Linked DNA regions of Homo sapiens: region 2 is linked to region 1. Evidence: chromatin contacts called from ENCODE Hi-C or POLR2A ChIA-PET data. All regions are on one chromosome and are shown on one strand. The core of a region is the stretch at or near the end of the contact, and the rest is flanking DNA. Distances in the headings are between cores, read along the strand shown.

Evidence for each region. A loop is a pair of places that touch in the nucleus more often than their neighbours do. ChIA-PET counts read pairs that join two places held with the same protein, here RNA polymerase II (POLR2A). Pooled maps may share reads with other maps.
Region 2: a map of gastrocnemius medialis shows a loop between it and region 1 (2.3-fold over the local background). The contact joins two enhancer-like sites. A Hi-C loop is called at or near these places in 1 of 168 maps with a recorded cell type or tissue (gastrocnemius medialis), 2 of 37 single-sample maps with no recorded cell type and 7 of 50 pooled maps. POLR2A ChIA-PET finds 5 or more read pairs at or near these places in 3 of 52 experiments (Panc1, activated CD4-positive, alpha-beta T cell and naive thymus-derived CD4-positive, alpha-beta T cell).

Annotation. Positions count from the first base shown.
Region 1 is chr6:16,800,647-16,807,220 of GRCh38, forward strand. No RefSeq gene overlaps it. Among named protein-coding and RNA genes, the nearest start is that of ATXN1, 42 kb to the left of the region's middle. RefSeq lists an enhancer at 2,652-2,946 and a silencer at 2,692-2,986. Within about 2 kb of position 2,870, at least 9 of the 41 ENCODE cell types and tissues checked have a DNase peak (open chromatin) inside an H3K27ac peak, as active enhancers do; they include gastrocnemius medialis, where a contact is called at or near this core.
Region 2 is chr6:16,848,180-16,855,331 of GRCh38, forward strand. No RefSeq gene overlaps it. Among named protein-coding and RNA genes, the nearest start is that of ATXN1, 90 kb to the left of the region's middle. Within about 2 kb of position 1,847, at least 7 of the 41 ENCODE cell types and tissues checked have a DNase peak (open chromatin) inside an H3K27ac peak, as active enhancers do; they include gastrocnemius medialis, where a contact is called at or near this core.

The DNA.
Region 1 (6,574 bases), core at 1,620-4,119:
GCGTTACCAGCAAATGTGCAGACTCTACTGAGCATTAATTGATATTTGTACTCCATTACCTACTTCTCTTTGAGAAGGAGACCTCACAAAGTTGACATGTTTTTCCTATTTGTATGCATTGGATATAGCTTCCGACCTTACCTTATGCATATTCCTGGGAGTTAGATGTGAGATATTATTTTTGTACACCTCAGTGAAAATTGGACAACACTGTATCATCTGCCCATAATGAGCTTCCTCGCAGAGAAGACGAAAATCGAATCACAATCTTTTCCTCGAACATGCTTCAGGTGTTGTCCTATTTCTTTGGAAGTCTTCATGAAATCTATATCCCAGAAATTAAACTAGAGTCATTTTCTCCCTGACCACAGAGTTTTATCTGAATTGAAACCTTCCCCTAAAGTTGGTGTGATGTTCCTTTCTGAGTCCTGCTCTTGCACAATCACTACGGTGTCTGATGACACATTTTTTCTTCCATTTCTGTCTTATCATATTCCTTTTACTACCACTTAATGTGGTTCTTTAAATAGGTTATGTGTAGGACTGGGAGGGAGGAGAGGAGTGGAGAGGTGTAGTCACAGAGCAGGCCACACTACCAGGCCACCAGAAGGGGCTCCAGCAGGCTATGTGCAAACCTCCAGCCTTGTCGTCTTTTCTCAAAATTTTGAAAAACTTCAGGACAGAAGAAAAACAGAAGCTGAGCAATTTCCAGCAGCAGGTGGGTGGTCCCTTTAGCAGGGAGAGAATGGGTGTCCAGTGTGACACCCTCCGGTGTCCCATGACTTGTCTGGGGGTCCAAAGGTCCTCCCTTCCTTCCCCTTCTTCCTCTCCTCTTTGTATTCACTATTCTTGTGGCTAATCCAGTAAAAGCTAAAATAGCTGTTCTAAATAGATGCATTTGGAAGCCTTCATTGGGGAAAGGAGGAAGATCTGGCATCACCATGAGCTGCATGAAGAGGCTTCCCCTCTGTTTGCTTTTATATATTCCCTGAGGGCTGCCTAGCTCTTCTTGTGACAGTATCATATGCATCCACATGTTTAATAAGTTAATGAATATTAGTTAACAATGAAAAATGACTTCATGAAGCCTGCAACATTTTACTTGGCCTGCAAATGAAAACAGAAGCCATTTTGAACCCTTTTGGGGAAAAATATGGATGCTTTCACCCAACCACAGTAGCTTTCTCCATCCCATCTTGAAAGCTGCCTGCAAAACCCTGTCCCAGTCATTCTGACAGCTTTCCAGGTTAGGAGACTAAGAGACACACAGTCTCCTAACTGTCTTTTACAGTGGATTCTTCTGTCTGTAATAAGCTACTTGGTTTCTCAGTACCTGGCTTTATTCCTACATCCTTTCTCAGCTCAGGGCTAGGTCCTCCCTTCACCTATCGTCCCACCAAAGGAGTTTGGGCCTCTCTCTCTCTCTCTCTCTTTTTTATTTTTTTTGGCCTAGTGGCCCTAAAGTCTTGAGCACAGAAACCTTCATTCTGATTTTAAAATTAAAACCTGCTGCCAGTGTGAGGCATGTGTGAGTGATCCTGCTGATACAAAATTGCTGGCTCTATTGTAGCCTCTATTTTTACATCTGTCAGCCAGAAAGCCACAAGGAGCTGGATGAAGAAAGGGACGATGGTTTGCCAAAGATGATGTAAGGACCCAGACTGGCTCATATTGTGCATACAGCCAGCAACTGTTGAGTGTTGAACACGTGTTCTAATTCTACCATCTTTCCTGTCTTCCTTCTCATTTCCCCCATACAACTTGTCCACCCAACAAGTTAGGGAAAGTCAGGAGCCAGCAACACTGAGCCTATATTGCATGGAAGAGATTCCACGCACTTCAGAATGGGTAAAATATGTGCTCATCGTTCCCTATTTTAAAACCCTTATAGCACATTTTTGCCAACATTTACCAATGTGCTACCAACTGTGAATTTGTGCAAAGAATCATGCATAGCATTTCAAGGTGATAATCCCATATGTAACATTTTGCTAGGTCTCTTTCAGGGAAGTTTTCATGGCCCTCAATGGATTGTACTCCACAAACCAAGGTCTGAAGAAGACTAGAATGCTGGGTGAAACTGAAAGTGGTGGGTTTCATAGAAAATCATGGGAAAATATCTTTACAGACTCAAAAAATCCAAATAAACAAGAGAAGCACTCTGAATAGCAGGTCAGATGTTCTATGCAGATAGTTTTAAATGGAACTTCAGATAAATACTGAATGTTCCATTTTAGATTCACGTACAGGAGTTAAAGTAAAATTTTCTCTTCCTTCATATTGATAATGGCCCAAGCTGATCCAACACAGACAAATTAACATGTTGTAAATATCCTGAAGGAAAAGTTGATAAATCAGCTCCTGTTCTTTTCACTTTAGGGAGAGTTTTATCAGATGATAAATAGTGGAAATGTATCTATTCTGAACTCAGAATCACTGCTTTGCAAAAAAGTCATTTTTAAGCTAGTTTACAAGTTCAAATCATTTCAAAGCTGGCTTCCTTTTTTAGTGGGCAGTCATTGAAGTAGGGGAAAAGGGGATGATCTGGAGACTTTACTGAAAGTGGTTGCGGTAAAGTAATTCCCAACACTTCTGCCTGGCTGCCTTCTTGTCTCCCTTCCCCACACCCTATAGACATCCATGTTGGTTTTAAAAGCCACATAACTCAGAGAAAAAAATTAGCTGGGTGGAAGGTAGGCTTAGCCAAGACTCCACGTGGCAGCCAAGGTACAGGCCTCAGGAGGCCGCTGATCTGTCATTCAGCTCCGAGAATTCCTGCTCCTCCCCGCTTTGCCCTGGAAAGAGCGCTCTTGGGCTGCTGCTGAGAGCTCAGCCTGAAACCTCGCGTTCAGGTTCATTACTACTTCAGCAGTTTGCAGCAGGGAGACAGGGCAGAATCCTGCTCTGATTGGCTGTCGTCCTCTGACTTAACAGCGGCCCAGCAAATCACTAGCCTGTACTCCAAGAGCATAAAGATGAATTGTAACAGCCAAGGCCCTGGGGGAGAAAAAAAGAGCAACCACCACCAAAACAAAACCGTGCACGCAGCCTCTGGAGGGACCCCGGAGAGCCCGCTCTCCTCTGCAGGAAGCCCTTCTGGGCAGGCCCGTTTGCACCCCAACGCCTGGGCACTCCGCTGAGTTCATACCATTTTCAAAGTAGGTCATTCAAAGTCATCTCAGCAGAGGAGGGAGAAGCTGTGAGCAACTGTCATCAGAGCCTGGGAGGAGGCCCAGACCTTGCACTGGAGGGTGGGGAACATAAGGCTGGGGCCGCTGGGGCAGGAGGCGGCTACTGAGATGCTCGCTCGCCTTTCTCAAACAGCGACAGAGGCTTAAGCAGATCCACTCCCTTTGCTGTTCACAATCGGTCAGGGACTAACTGTTCCAGGCAAACCTCTAGCAGGACTTAAATGATAACCTGAATGAAAATTCACTCTAAGGAGGATGATGTCATCTTTATTCAGCTCTTTGTTCTACGTGTTCAGAAAATTCATTGTTATTTATGAAGCACGTGGGGTTTTTCTAAGAAGGCATGCTGCTACCCCCTGAGGAGAAGGCAAGTAAAAATACATGGATGTATGCAAAATTTTCCTAACTAATGTAGCAGGGAAAATACATACAAAACAAATGCATGTATCATTAGAAATATATACCTCGTACATGAAACACATAAAACTCACACAGTGTCATTCACTCTCACACTGATCAAAAAGGAAACCCCACTTTCTTGATCCGTGACATGCATAGACACATGTCAAATGAGTGCTTGCAAAATATACATTGTCTTTAAACATGACCTACCTTCAGGTATCATTAAGAAGTTACCTTTGCTGTGCTATTTCCTTCATCCTGTAATACCCTCCCTTTCCTCTTCTGGCAAAACCTACCCACCTTTCAAAACTCCTTTTAAATCCTTCCTCTTTAGGAAACATTCTCTGTCTCCTGATTCTCAGTGATTATTTCTCTCCAGCCAGAACCCCTGCAGCAATAAAAGTAGCCAATACCACACACCTAGGTATAGCTTTCATACCATGCGGTTGCTCTCTAATTGTTTATTGCACCATAACTCCTAGAAAGCAGGGGCAGTGTCTCATACTTCAATTGTACATCCCACATATTTAGCACCAACCTATTGCTTTAAGGACAACGGAGAAATGAAGGGGAGGAGGAAGGGAGAAAACTAACATTTATCGAATGCCTAGTAGAAACTAGCTACTGCACCAAGATTACTACGGATTTCTTTTTCATTTAAAACTCATAATGGCCCTAGTGTGGAAGATTTGCTTTCCACCATTTTAAAGATCAGGAAACAGAGGCTTAGAACAGTTACGTAACTTACCCCAAACCAAACAGCCAGTAAGGAGAGGAACCAAGATTCAAACACGGCTGTCTGACTCTCAGCTTTTTCTCCTACCCTCTGATCCTCAAGCTTGGCTGATCAGCTTTAAAAATAATCAGCTTCAGATTCCTAGGGCCCACCCCTGAACATTTTTATTTGCATTTCTAAGCCCAGGAGAGCAGGAAGTATGTATTATATTAACGGCAACGTTCCCAGCAATGCCTTCTATATAGTAGCAGTCAGCAGGTACTTGCTAAATGGCTAAGTCATTCCATCTATCTAGAGCAGTAGCTCTCAGGCCTGTCCATAAGTTAAAATCACCTGGACCGCTGATTAAGCAATGACTCTCTCTAGGCCCTACCCCCAGAGAGATTCTGATGCAGTCGGTGTGGGGTGGGGCTGCCTGGCAGGCATCCTAGTCTTCAAAAACTCCCCAGGCAATTCACATATGCAGCCCAGGCTGAAAACCATTGGTCTGGAGTTAGGTCATGGCATCTGCAGATTTTTAAAAGCTCCACAGGTAATTTTGATCTGCAGCCACAGCTGAGAGCTACCGCCTACACATCATGCTGCCTCTCTCTGGATTTTATAAATGGGAAAGCATTACTTTCTAAAAATAATTCTGTCAACAAGTATGGGAGTGTTCACCCAGGCACAGCAGCATACCCGTTGGGGGGATACATTATAGAAGAAACAATGGGGCCTGCTGTCACCTGATTTCTAATCTGTAACTAGCTGAGTGCTAACTTGTTCTTTGATTTTTGTCTGTCATGGGCTAGTTGGAGAATGATTTATGAAACTAGCAGACCAGGAGCCTTGTTTTGCAGCAAAGAGAAAGAGAATGAATGTCTTGCCTACTGAGCTAAGGGATGCCTTTTAACCTTTATGAGCTTGAAAAATAAAATCGTGCTAATGTGCATATTTTCACTTATGAATACATGAGAAAGAGTGGGGAATTAAAATATTAAAATACACAGCTTTCTGCAAGTTGTGAGAGATGGGCAAGAGGAGGAAGAAAAAAGACGATGCCTGTATATAAACCCCACATACATTTCATAACACCTCTCATGATCCGGAAATCAGGGAAAATTACATACCATGGGTTTATGTGTTGTTAGCTTTCAACATTTCCTAAAGTGAATTATCCAGAGTGTATCAGAAAACAACTTAATATTAGGGAGACATGTTCTTATTACTTTATGTAATAAGCCCAACTGAAAGCTGATGCATTAAACATAACTGTAAAAGTCATTTTGCCATTATGTAATTATTATGAGCACATAAATAGCCACTGTTAAGAATCAAGGAACAGGAACACTTAAGAGTAAATTATTTTAACATTGGGGGAAAACTTTTTATATGCACCGTGAAATTTGTATGCAATTAAATAATAGATGCCATCTACTGGGCACTTAACTTTGTGCCAGGCAGTCTTCAACATGCTTTTCACTTATTCTTCACAATAAAGAGATGAAATAGATACTACTATTATCATATTCTTCTTTTACAGAGAAAAAAAACTGAGGCACAGAGGGGCTAATCAACCTGCCCAAGGACACACAGCTAGGAAGTAGTAAACCGTGATTTAAATTCTGATTTCATAGCTGATGGTATACATAAAAAATAACGTTTTCCTGATGCTGATGTTATGTTGTTTTAAGCAATTGCATCTTTTTCATTTTATGAGACCCTGACATATGGTAATCAGAGAAAACAGATTTCCTGAGGGAAAGTCACCATTGCTCATCCCAAACTTAATTCCACAAGCTGTCTTTTAGTTTCTACTACTAAACACAATTTCTAAAATACCTTTCTCACAGTACTGACATCCAGAACAACAAATAGGAAAAGCCCCACTTATGTGTAAGCTACCATGCAGGGCTGGAAAATAAGCCAAACACAGCCCTTGTATCCCTTGTCTTTAAGAATCTTTTTAAAAATGCAGACGGATCCCCTAAATTTAAAATCTTTCTATGACTTTTTCCTCTTCACATCCCAAGCCCCCATGGTGAGAGCCGTCAGGATTTGGCCCTCCAGCTCCCGTTCCTCCTCTCTCCCTTGATGGGTTGAGCTTCAGCCACACTGGGCTTCTCCAGAGCTTTGAATGCTCCCAGTCCTTTCTAAGGTGAGGGTTTCCACAGGCACTGTTCCCACCACCCCACAAGAGTTCCTCCTTGCCTACTCTTGCTGCCACTGGAAACTCCTACCTGCAGTAGATGACTGCCCAAACATC
Region 2 (7,152 bases), core at 597-3,096, 47 kb after region 1:
ACAATAACAACAAAACTAACACACGATGCTATAGTATCAGGCCAGAGGGACAGCCAACTCAGGTGTGCAGAAACTGGGAAGATTTCAAGGGAGAAGTTGCATGGAAGTCAGATCCTGAAGGATGTGTAGACATTAGTTATGGGTAGAGAGGAGGGAGGAATACTCTAGGCAGATGAAAGCCCATGCTTAGCGATCTGTTTTGAGGTAAGAAAGGTGAGCAAGACATGGTCACAAAGGGCCTTGCAAAGTCGTGTTTTGAAATTTGGGCTTTATCCTATGAGCAGTGCTTAACCCATTGAAGGGTTTAAGCAGATCAGTGATATGATCAGAATCAGATCTGGGTTTTTTAAAAAAATCATTCTTTGTTTGAAGCTTATTTCATCAGGATCCTCTCTACCTAACATTTTGCAAATGATGATGACTATACCTGAGTGCATTATTGTCTTTTTTACAATATGGGAGTATAACATTAGCATTATTATATAAATGCATGCCACCTTATTTTAAATGACCATGATGCCGATAAAATAATAAAAATAACCACAATAAAATTTGTTGAGTGTTTACTGAATGCCAGGAACTGTGCTAAGCTTCTTATAAATTTTCAAATCTAACCCCTTTGAAATAAATCATGTTACTGCCCACTTTGTAGATAAGGGAATAGTAGATAAGAAGCTGTAAGTAACTTGCTTAGGTCATATGGGAAACATGGATCAAAATTGCAGCGCTGGTGGTCAGACAGCAGAGACTACGCTGCTCCCCACTCTCTAGACTACAGTTCCGCTCCCTCCTCTCCACCCCCTCCAAAAGAAAAAGGTGAATGATCACATCAAAAATAGTCCATGAAATTAGCTGGGAAGTAATTTTCACCAGAATGATTGATCCAAATATGCTGGGTGGACATCATGACCCCGTTGGTATGTGTGTAGAAACTGGGTACCAGCTTAGTCCCTTGCTGAAAGGCTGTTTGTCATACTCTGGTGCAATGGTTTAAGGAACTTCAAATTTAACTAATTAGCAAGAAATAACGATAATAAAAACACTCAGACTTAGGGACATTGGAATCTCTTCATCTTAATGAAAAGAATCTTGTGGAAAAGGAACAAAAACTATTAAGAAGAGTGACAAGATTAGCCTGTATTGAGGATGAAAAAGTGTGAATCACAGGTTAAAATAACAAGTTTCCTAATACCATTGGATTGTGGATAGGATCTGGGCAATTTGGCCTGTGGTGATCTCACCTATGTAACGATATTACAAGCATAAAGAAGATGTCATCCTCACTAAGCAACTCAAGTTGCTTCTCCAGGATGTACTTCCTTCCTTAATTATGTTTTACTAGTGCACGCCCCTATTTGGGCAATCACATGTCACCTCTTAATCTCATCGGTGATGCTTGCGTTAGAGGAAGATAACAATTGCACTCTCATTAATTGCCTGCTTATCTGGGCTGACATTTCCAAACCCACACAGGGAGCCCATAACTTTCTGTTCAAGAATATTTTAGTCCAACTAAATGAGCATTTCACTGTTGACATACTAAATAAAAGGGTTGACTCACTCGTTACCCTGGAACCAAGGCTGTATTCTTAGAGGGTGTCACCTTACAGAGCCCTGGTGTCCTTAAAAAGAATCTGCCTGTTCCTGAACTCTCATGAAATTCTATATTCCAGCCTTCCGAATCCCAGAAGCCGGCTAACTGGTAAAAATTGAGAATGAGATGCTGGCGTGTGGAGAATACTAGGCATGATAGGCTAAAGAAAGGAAAGCCCTTCTTCGGCAATCGCTGGATTTAACGTCTTATTCAGGGACCAGACTTGAGCTGGAAGGAGGGGAAGATAAAGTTTGGTTTTCCTGTGACTGACTGGCTGTGCCCACAGAAACAGAGGCCTCCTCCCGCAGCCCCAGCAGTTGCGGTCAGGGAACCTCGTGCTGTGTTAGTGGCTGTGCTACTCTTTGTACAACAGCCCTGTCTCTCCAGCTCTGGCTGGAGCACAGGCCGCAAATAAATTGCTAACATTTAAGTGCATCTGTTGCAAAGAGAGAAGCACAGAGGACACTGGGGAAATTTCGAACCAAATTTCAGGACTGAGCTCATAAAAGCATGCACCATCTGTGGAATTTTGTTCATATGCATCACTATAATGGGAGGGGGGCAATAGAGAAGGGAAAAAAGAGACAGATAAAGGATTGAGTGGTAACTGGATTTCAAACTGAAGTGTCTCTTCTCAGGTCGGTTCTCAGGTGGCATTTGGGCCAGGCAGGATCCTATCTTTCCTTACACTGAAGGGTCTGGCCGTGGGGATCTAATTGCATGAATCAGCAACCACAAATTCCTTCTGCCCCTGTGTCTAAACACAATTTCCCCCTGCCCTCCACCCTCCATCTGCCCCCCACCCTCCATAATTTACTGATCCTGTACAAAGATTTAAGTAAGACTTTCCATCTTTCTTCCTGCTGCTTTGCTACTGCCCCAGGCTGAGCTGAGTCTAACTCTTTTCCTCCCATCATCCGTGTGGCAAAAAAAAAAAAAAAAAAAAACTAAACGCAAAAACAAAACAAAAACAAAACCCTGATCATTTTCTGATAAGCACTTTACATTTCTATAGCGCAGGAAAAGGGAAGTTCCTTCAGAATCCCTTTATAGATGATCGCTCTCATTGTCTAACAAGCTTTTCATTGTTTGTAATTTTCATTTCCCTCCACAGTTCAGGGCACTTTGGAAAAAAACTCTATTCAGCACTTTTCCACTCATAATTCACGAGAAAAGAGTCATGCAGTATAATAAGGATAATTAGCTCTGACTGAAAATAATAAGCTTGGCACCAGAGAGCCCCCCCATGCACACAGTATCCATTTATCGTTTTGTGTACCCTCTGTCAAGGCTAATCACTACTCCTGTAATTACTAACCTGTTGAAAGGACAAAGGAAAATGCAATGCTGTACTTAAATAAATAACACTGCTTCTTCCCATATCATCTCAATAAAACTCTTTTAGAACAGACTCTTTCCTTACAATTTTAGAGTTTAAAACTGCTGTTGTTTGTCCTCAAAAATATGATTTGCTATTGTAAGAATGATTTTCACTGTGTATGCATGGAAGAGGGGTTGCATTGCTTTAATTTAGATTCTTGTAAGATAAAGATAGCTGGGAGTGATGATCTCATGTTTAATAAGGCTCAACATTTATGTCGCGTGCTTCCTTTTCATTAATTTGTTAACCTTGGCGCAGTGTGGGAACAAGCACCATGTGAATGACCATATGCTTCCCCTGTTATTGTATCTTAATCCAGACCAGCAGACACTTGTAGTTTCCCTCCTAGGAGAGATGCTGCTGGTCATGCCAAACCTAAGTGGAGAAAGATGTAGACTAATAAAGTCCTCTCTCTTTTCTAGGAGTGATGCACCCTGGGAAGGATTAAAACACAGGTTCCGATTGTCATCCTTTTCATTCCTCATTTATCTGCCTGTCCCGCCTGATCCTACTAATGATTTTTTCTCTTCTGTACACGCTCTGAACCTTGTCTGCTAGGAAACAATTCATGTTCTTTTGGACTATGCATAAAGAGGGTTGTGGATGTTGGTGTTTCAAGATAGTGAAGTCTGTTGTCTCAGCCCACCCTCTCTCTAAACAGAATTCTCAGTCCTCAGAAATAACCTTCTTTCAGGTTTACACAGAAAGAAGTATCCACATCAGACACACAAAGTTAGCTTGCATTCATTTCTGGGATCCAAATGGTTCATCTCTTATCAAAAGACGAAAATGAGAAATGTTGTTAAAGAGATTGCTGAGTCATTGTTATGAATCTGTAAAGAGTTACAGAGAACAAGGAAGGTTCAAAAACTGGGGTGTCATTCTGATTTCCAGAAAGGAAGTGAAAGTGAATTCTGGCCAAGATGCTAGAATGGATTATTTAAGAGAAGCAGCAATGATCACTAGGAGCTAGCACTGGTTCACTAAGAACAAATCATGTCAAACACAACTCATTTCTTTCATCGACAATATAACCAGGCTTATAGATAAGGAAATAAGCTAGATTTTTGACCTTTGTTTTCCGTCTATATTTGAAGCTTCATTAAGAATCTCACAAAATCATAATATTCTTGTGGAGGAACTGGCAGATTATTAGTGGAATATTAGTAATAACCATTATTATTAGTTATTACCCTCAAGCCAGAAAAACTGGAGGTGTTCAGGGAGAAGAAAACAGGGCAATAAGGAATTAGATACTATATCCATGAGAAACAACAGGGAAAAAGAGACTTTTTAGGGGGGACAGAAAAGAAAAAGTGTCCTGGGTGATTGGACTTCCGTATGGAACTGTGAGTAGCACTTGGACCACAATGGCAAAAAGTGACAGGGACCTGGATTCCAGCTCAACCATCAGAGCTATCCAAAGATGGAATGAGTTGCCTCTGAAGGTTCAGTGAGTGCTCCATTACTGTAAAATCACAAAGGGCTACTTTACAACAGAGTAGAATTTCATAGTTTACAAAATCTTCACGTAACTCCTTGTCTTAAATCTTTTCCAGGCAAGCTGAAACCTGAGGCTCTATCTGAAGCTCAATGAGTTTTAGGAGAACTGGTCTAGTCTAGGGCTCCTGGATACGGATCAAAAAAGGAACTGAACATTGCATTTTGGATGAAGGCCGTCTTGGGAAGTTCCAAAGTAATCTGAAAAAGATCTTATTGGAAACGGAGATAGAGGAACAGCAAGGACCTCGCCAGAAACAATGTTAGTCGCTAATGCTGAGTGATGCTACTGCTCATGGGATGGAGGAGTGGCCACTGTCTACTGCAACCTTTGGAGAGAGGGAGGCAGCCTTCTGAAAGTCTACACTAGACTTCCCTTGTCAACAGCAGGCAGAGAGCTCTTTAAGACACTGAGCCAGTTCCAAAATTATCACATTTTATCCTCATAACTACCCCTCTGGGTGAATAGGAAAAGCACTTGTGTCTCCATTTTTCAGAAGAAGAACCTGGAACCCAGAGAGTTGGTGTAAAATTTTCCAAGCCACACAGCAAACATAAGGCAGAGCCATACGTACAACAGCGTAGGTCTTCTGCCTCACTGCAGGCTTCATCGCACCAAGGTCAATATGAGAACATAGGGAGCAGATAGATACGTTAACACAGACAAATGGATCTTGCCACCCTGGCATGCTCTGTATTCTTTTCCTCCTGCCCTGATTTCTATAATTTGTTTGACTGCAGAAAACTGCAACATCTTCTGGGTCTCCCCATTGATCTACTTGTACCTATCTGATATATTTTTGAGGTAGAGTTCATAATGCTACCAATTCTTTTTATTTGAATCTGTCTCAAAATCATAGTGTATAGACGTTCATTTGCTCCTGCTTATAATTACAGACTAAAAGATATTATTCAAGCCTCTAAGGAGTTGGACGTTTGCAGCCACTCAGACAATTTATAACTGTCAGTCTAAAGTAAGATGGTGAGTTCTTCATTAGTCTGGAGTCAGATCCCAAAGTGGAGGGTGGGCCCAAGTGGTTAGGACTATTTTAGCTTACCAAGATACCTGGGCATTATTGTAATTATTTTGGGAGGAAAACATCCCTTTACTATATTTATGTCTTTAAAAGAAAACAGTTTTGGCTGGGCATGGTGGCTCATGCCTGTAATCCCAGCACTTTGAAAGACCGAGGCAGGAGGATCACCTGAAGTCGGGAGTTTGAGACCAGCCTGACCAACATGGGGAAACCTCGTCTCTACTAAAAATACAAAATTAGCCGGGTGTGGGGGCAGATGCCTGTAATCCCAGCTATTTGGGAGGTTGAGGCAGGAGAATCACTTGAACCCGGGAGGCGGAGGTTGCAGTGAGCCAAGATCACGCCATTGCACTCCAGCCTAGGCAACAAGAGTGAAGTTCCATCTCAAAAAAAAAAAAAAAAAAAGAATTTGCTGAATCATTTATTGGGTTTAACCAAATATTATTATTTAAAAAAACACTACTTATATTTTTTTAAATGATTTTTTGAGCTGGTCAATGCATAGCCACATACAATAGATTAATATAAAGGCATGAATATGTAAAGAGGACAAACTAATCACTCCCAGGCATAAGTCATTTCAAAGAATCATAGTTGCTAGTTGTGATAATGAGAAGAGTGTCTTTGACTTGAAAACGCTTATAAGTAGGATGCCGTGCTCTTTATGAGTTTTGAGTTTCCCAAAGACCTTTGAGGCTCATGTTGAGTTAGGAGAATGAGGAAGGAATTTTTCTGGACAGAGCTTCCTTCTCACTTTAGTTGAGTATTATTATGAGCTGTCGGAGGGGTAAATAACCTTATAAGGATAAATCTAAATCTGAATTCCTGGGACTTTTGCTGCAATTATTTTATGGTGGCATTAGGAATGCTCAGGAGGCTCTTGTCTAATCTGCCACCTATGAAATAACATTGGTAATCATGTAGTAAAGAAGGGAATTCTGAAAACCTCGTGGAACAAAGAAAATGGTAGTGTTTAGTCTAAACCAGAGCAGCAAGTTGAACTTCCTTTGTTTGTCTTCTTCATTCTGTCTCACAATCTCTTCTTTCCCTCCCATCAATCCTCACTCGACAGTTAGGTTCCAGGTCATTTTCCAATTCACTCAAATAGATGCCTCTGATGACCCCGTATCACACTGTCTAGCTGCTCAAATCTCTGAGAATATCTTCTTGTTACTATAAACTACAGATTGTGGGAGATATAAAAATTAGTTAGGCACAGTTCTCATCTATTTAGGAAGACTATCCCTGTGTAAAAATAGAGCCAATGAGACAATCAGACAGTGCAATGCCAGACAATGGTAAATGCCTGGCACTTAGTACACACAATAGGAGCTACATAACTTCAGAAAGCAAGTCCCTTTGGATTCAGGCAATCAGGGAAGGTTTCTCAAATGTGAGAAGTGAGATGAACAATCCCTGGTGCCCATAGTTCTTATGAAACTATACCTGAGTGGCTTCCATATAAGTCTTATTCAAATGTGGCTGTTTAGTTGCAAAATGACTCAACCCAACTGCCACATGCATAGTTTATTTGTGGCTACTCAACATTCTTTGTTATTTCTCTGTGCCCAAGCACACTTAAATGGACTTGTTTTTATAGTGTTGTGCTATAATTGTAGTTGGATTCAAGATTGGACGCC